2 separate regions of the Homo sapiens genome follow, and region 1 is linked to region 2. The links are chromatin contacts, found by Hi-C or POLR2A ChIA-PET in ENCODE. All regions are on one chromosome and are shown on one strand. The core of a region is the stretch at or near the end of the contact, and the rest is flanking DNA. Distances in the headings are between cores, read along the strand shown.

The links. A loop is a pair of places that touch in the nucleus more often than their neighbours do. ChIA-PET counts read pairs that join two places held with the same protein, here RNA polymerase II (POLR2A). Pooled maps may share reads with other maps.
Region 1: a loop to region 2 is called in a pooled map, with 5 times the contacts of the local background. The contact joins two enhancer-like sites. A Hi-C loop is called at or near these places in 3 of 168 maps with a recorded cell type or tissue (Caco-2, ascending aorta and endothelial cell of umbilical vein) and 8 of 50 pooled maps. POLR2A ChIA-PET finds 5 or more read pairs at or near these places in 1 of 52 experiments (PC-9).

What each region holds. Positions count from the first base shown.
Region 1 is chr5:34,672,682-34,675,716 of GRCh38, forward strand. The region is part of intron 1 of RAI14 (retinoic acid induced 14); the gene reads left to right. Among named protein-coding and RNA genes, the nearest start is that of RAI14, 18 kb to the left of the region's middle. Within about 2 kb of position 1,675, at least 6 of the 41 ENCODE cell types and tissues checked have a DNase peak (open chromatin) inside an H3K27ac peak, as active enhancers do; they include PC-9 and ascending aorta, where a contact is called at or near this core.
Region 2 is chr5:34,486,118-34,489,191 of GRCh38, forward strand. No RefSeq gene overlaps it. Among named protein-coding and RNA genes, the nearest start is that of RAI14-DT, 170 kb to the right of the region's middle. RefSeq lists an enhancer at 169-328. Within about 2 kb of position 1,319, at least 14 of the 41 ENCODE cell types and tissues checked have a DNase peak (open chromatin) inside an H3K27ac peak, as active enhancers do; they include PC-9 and ascending aorta, where a contact is called at or near this core.

The DNA.
Region 1 (3,035 bases), core at 425-2,924, 190 kb after region 2:
GTTAGGTGGTATCTCTTCCAGGTGTCTTGTTTAGAATAAATTAGGGTGACAGTGTGTTTTCATATCATACCTTCACCACTATTCAAGGATTAACTGCTATTCATCATTAGGCATTGAGGTCTACTGGTCCAGCTGAGCCCCAGCACCCCTTCTCACCCCATACCCCAGGGAAACTTCCCCACCGTCTGTCCTTCTCACATTGTTTCTGCCTATCCTGAAGGTTTTGTTTTTCCTATTCCTCCTTAGCCTGTACTCAAGGGAAACAAGCTTCCTTGTTTCCCTCCTTTGTACTCCCTCAGTTCTGTGGAGTCAAGTCCCAGGAGAGCAGAGAAGATAGGGTCCAATGCTATTTCCAGACCCCAAGCACCATTTCCTCTTAGACCCAGCTGTTACAGTGGCTTTTTATTTCTTGAGGGTTTAAAAATCATTTAATGCTATTCACTTATAGTTAATTGTGATTGTTTTCATTGTTGGCCTGGTTTCTATAGGAGACCCAAAGAGCAGTACTTACTTTCAGAATGGAAATAGCCCAGAAGACTCACACTTGAATTGCCAGCAAGGTCTCCTTCAGTGACTGCACTGATGTTAGAGGAGGGTAATGAATGGAGGACTTATGAGGTGAGGCTGTGTGAGGGCAATGGGGCAGGACAGATCCACAAGCAGTGAATAGCCAAACAAGTGAATGATAAACATGCCCTCCTTAACCTGCAGATTCAAAGGGGACATTGTAGGTCATCCTATTATATATTTCACTTCTGTAGCTTCGTGAAGTAAATTTAGCTGCTGACTTCAGGAATGGGCTGAGCAGACCGAAATGCAACCTGCAATTGTGCTGTTGAAGATCTAGGCACCTCTTTTACTGTGGCATCTGAGTTGGGTCTCTGTCACTTGCAACCTAAGAGTACTGACAAATACTTTGGTGCCCGAGGGCAAGTGTCAGAGACCCAACTTGAAATAGCTTAGGCTAGAAGGGGCGTGCCTTGCCTTATGTGACCCCACATCCTGTGCCAAAAGAGTGTGGCTATAGCAGGGCCTCAGGGATCCCTGGAATCAGCACCCCTCAACCCCATTCCCACCCCTGCCTCTGTCCCCTCTCTCAAACCAGCTAGAACTGGGTCTTGGGCAGCTACCAGGCTCCTGGTTTCCCAATTCTCACCCAGAGAGGAAGGTCTACCTCCCCTCCCCCAACTCTAAAAACCCCAGAGTCTCTGAATAGCCCTGATGAGGAGACATTTCCACCTCTAGGGGAGTAGCTATTACCAGAATGACCTGGTTGGAGTGGGTGGGGAGGGTAGGAGGGAAGGCTGTGCCCTGTTGATCAGACCACTTATGGATCCACTACTGGAGTACCAGGCCACAGCGTTCTGCTCAAGGAAATGGGAGGCCTACCTTCATGTGAGCCAGCACCCCCTCTCTGTTGGACTGCAGACAAAAAAAAAATCCTTTTTTTGAATACACAGTGTTTGAGTAATGTCCAAATATGATAGTTGGGACAGCAGAAATAATTTCTGGACTTTCCTTCCACTCCCTTCTAGGGCATCAGAGTTCACAGAATCTATGTCATTAACATATTTATATATTCCTTATTCTGAAAAGTATTAAGACACTGGATGCCTGGGTAAGGAAAGAGATTCACAAGCCAAGTGACACCACTGCGATCATTGTAAATGACGTCTCCAACATTCCAGAATGTGAGAGTCCAAGTTTCCTTATTTCAAAACTGAGTCAAAGAACCAATGAATATGTAGTAAGCCAACTTCTGGCAATTCATTCTTTCTAGGTTAACAACAGGGATTAAATATAGCCATGAATAGAACCTGTTCTCTTACTCACTCTAAAGATATTTTTCATAACCAATTCCTTTGTATATGGGTCTCCCTTTTGCTTTTTGAATCGGATCTTTTGTTTTTTTTTTTTTTTTGAGGCAGAATCTCCTTCCGTTGCCCAGGCTGGAGTACAGTGGTGCGATCTCACCTGACTGCGACCTCCGCCTCCCAGATTCAAGCGATTCTCCTGCTTCAGCCTCCCGAGTAGTAGCTAGGATTACAGGCATCCGCTACCATGCCTGGCTAATTTTTGTATTTTTTAGTGGAGACGGGGTTTCGCCATGTTGACCAGGCTGGTCTTGAACTCCTGACTTCAGGTGATCCGCCCATCTCGGGCTTCCAAAGTGCTGGGATTACAGGCATGAGCCACCATGCTCAGACTTCATTGGATTTTTTTTTTTTTTTTTTGAGACTGAGTCTCGCTTTGTCACCAGGCCTGAGTCCAGTGGTGTGATCTCAGCTCACTGCAACCTCCACCTCCTGGGTTCAAGTGATTCTCCTGCCTCAGCTTCCCAAGTAGCTGGGACTACAGGCATGTACCACCACACCCAGCTAATTTTTGTATTTTTAGTAGAGATGGGGTTTCACCATGTTGGCCAGGATGGTCTCCATCTCTTGACCTTGTGATCCACCCACCCCTGCCTCCCAAAGTGCTGGGATTATAGGCGTGAGCCTCCCGTGCCCAGGCCACTGGATCTTTTTAAGAACAACTTCACTGAGTTAGAACTTACTTTCTGTAAAATTCACTAATTTTAGTATACAATTCAACAACTTTTAGTAAATTAACAGAATTTTACTGTCATCACCACCATCTAGTTTTAGAACATTTCCCTCACCCCAGAAAGATCCTTTATGGCATTTGCAATTACTTCCTGTTAGCGTTCCCAGCCCTGGACAACCACCAATCTACTTTTTGTCTTTATAAATTTACCTTTTCTGGATGTGTCTTAGAAATAGAATCCTGGCCAGGCGTGGTGGCTCATGCCTGTAATCCCAGCACTTTGGGAGGCACAGGCCGGAGGAACGTTTGAGGCCAGCAGTGCAAGACCAGCCTGGGCAACACAGAGACTCTGTTTCTACAAGAAATACAAAAATTAGTTGGGTGTGGTGATGCACACCTGTAGTCCCAGCTACTCAGGAGGCTGAGGTGGGAGGATCACTTGAGCCCAGGAGTTTGAGGCTGCAGAGAGCTATGATGGTGCCACTACA
Region 2 (3,074 bases), core at 69-2,568:
AACCTGGAGAATAATGGATTGTTGGAGAAGCCTGTTTTATTAAGTCTCTTTCCCTTTGGAAGCAAACCTCAGAAGCCCCATCCAACTAATGGTGGGATATTTAATTATTCCAGATTCTTCCAGAATGTCACTGGGGACTCAGATTATGTCATTTGGGTTCTGTGATGCGACTTTTAACGGGGTTGTCTCCCAAGAACAGGAGTAAATACTCAGAATAAAAAGCTCGAGAATCCGTGCCCAGTAGGTGGCGCTGCTCTTCCTTCTGTTGGGATTCGATTCAGACCCGCTGGGAACAAAATCATCTGTTAGAAAGAGTATGCAGGAGGTTGGAGTAGGCAAACGTATCGGAGGCAGAAAGGCAAACAATTTTGTCAGCTCTCCTGACATACAGAAGATAATCAAAGCAGGCAAAGCAAACCACCCCAAAATTCACAGACTATTTGGCTTATATCTTTAAAGTATAAAAACATCCTGTACTGAATTTAATTTAATCAACAATGATAGAATGTTTAGAACGATGTAATCAACTGCTTGCTATTTTCCTGAAGTCTCCAAAGAGAGTGACTTCCAAGAGTACAGATGTTCCTTGACTTATGCGGCTACGTCTTGTAAACCCATCGTGAGCCGAAATTATCATAAGTAGAGAATGCATTTAATACTCCTAACCTACTGAACACCATAGCTTAGCCTAGCCTACCACAAACGTGCTGAGAACACTTCCATTAGCCTACAGTTGGGTGAAATCATGTAACACCTAAGCCTATTTTATCATGAAGTGTTGAATATCTCGTGTAATTTATTGAACACAGTACACTGTAGAGCACAGTATCAGTTGTCTGTCCTCATGACTTTGTTGCTGACTGGAGCTGCTGCTCACTACCCCTGCCTGGCATCATGAGAGAGCATTGTACTATATTATCACCAGCCCTGGAAAAGATCAAAGTTCAAATTCTGAAGTATAGTTTCTACTGAACACATATTTTTTCTGCACCATCGTAAATCTTAGGTCAAACCATGGTCAGTTGTGGACCTTCTGTATATGTCTTTGACCTCATTGCCCCAGGGGCACCCAAATCCCAGGAATGGCCTTCCAAGGGTACCTTAAATAAAAGTTAAAGGGATGAACAAGGGTGGTTGCCCAGACCAGAGGAGCGCTCTGAAAGCAGTAACATTTAATGCTCGAATGCCTCTACAAGAGTCGTCATGAGGTTGCACAAAAACATGTGGACATTTGCACTGAGAACGCTCTCTTTCCCAAGGCAACTCCGATCTTTGAGGAAATCCAATGGACCCTGCACCTTTCTAGTTCTGCCATTTGAGGCCTTGTGAAACAAGCCTGACTCGGCTTCTCGGTGACCAGTCCTTCAAATATTTGCCCACAGCTCTTATGTTTCCCTCTAAGTCTTTTCTCCTCCAAAATAAACACCATGGTTGTTTCAACATTTCCGTAGTGTACTAGCACAGTTCTATTAATACTTCAGTTGCAAGTTACAGAAACAGGCTCTGGTGAGCTTTACCTGAGATGTCTCATAGAATCAAAAGAGGAATTAAACATCTCCAACCTGAGAAGGAAGTTGCTGGGATTCAGAGCAGGAGTCAGCGTCCTCCTACTGCAGTCCTGCCATTCACGTAACTCATTGGTGACTTTCATGTCAATTTCAACTTCCTATTGAGATTCTGAAGACCTACCTGGGATTAGCCAACCCTGGGCAGGGGCCTGCGTCACATAACATAGACATGGCTACCAAGTCTCAATACAGAAAAGTGAGATCACATAGGTTATTTCTTGTTATTCTGATCTCTCCTCTGAGCAGGGGCTATTTATTAGTGTTTCCTTTACTGTGTGGGGCCAAGTACTGAGGGTGACTCTGACCACGCAGAGCAGAGCAGGACCATCATCCTCCTGTTCTGGACTCTATACTTTTATTATTACGGCCAAAGATAGTGAGCATTTTTTTTTTTTTTTTTTGATTCACATGACTCCTCTTGCCTGTTGTTATGTCACATCTCTTTCATCTTGTACTTCACTCGTTTGGTCTGGTGACTCTAAATGCCAGACCATATCCCTAAGAATTGTCATTGGAAACATCTGAGATGCTGTTCCAGCCTGCCAAAAGCTTTTGGATCTTCATTTTATCACCCATCATAGGATAAATGTATGCCAATACTACTTTTGTCTATTTATTTAGCAAAGTTTCATTGTATTTTGTTTTGTAAGAAACTGAGTTTAGCAGGAGAGATAATAGAGTCACTGAGCTACGCAGAGAAATCATAGAAAATGTGTAAGCGATCTAGTCATTCTACTTCTAGGAATTTATCATCAGAAATTGTCGGGGACATAAGCAGGTTTGAATGCTTACATTTTTGCCTCATTATTATTTATAACAAAAAAAATGAAGCCCATTTACTGCCAAACAGTAAGGGAATGTTTACATAAATTTTGATATATTAATTTAATAAAATATATTGCCACCAATAAAAATGTTGTTGACACATACATCCTCAAGACATCAGAAAATATTATAAAATACATATGCAATTTATTTAAGTTTAGAAGAAACTAAAACAAAAATCAATAATGTTTTGATTTTTGTCTTTTTATTTTTTTATTTGCCCCACCTTGGAGAAACTAATGCCTTTTTATTTTTAATAAAACATAAACTGAAGCAAATATACCAAAATGTTATCTGTGGGTTATCTCTGGATGATGGAGCTTTGGTGATGTTGTTGTCATCTTTATACCTTTCTCTATTTTTTTAACTTTATAATAAATATGTATTTCTTCTCTTATAGAAAATCTTTTTAAAAGAAAGCTTATTTCATGATCATTCACAGAACTTCACTATTGATAAATTCTTTGCATTTTTATGCTATGGGACTTTTTTTTTTTTTAAGCTGTGATAAAGCCCAGAGTTTCCTTGGCTTCTCCTACTCGTGTGCAGATAGCAGAGCCACCCCCGCCCCACCACCACCCTGTGTTACTAGACCTTCCTGTTGAGCCAGTCCTCCACCTTGGAACTGACAGCTCTGAAGCTTGATATCTTCACCCTCCTGTCCATCAACAGCTCCTCACA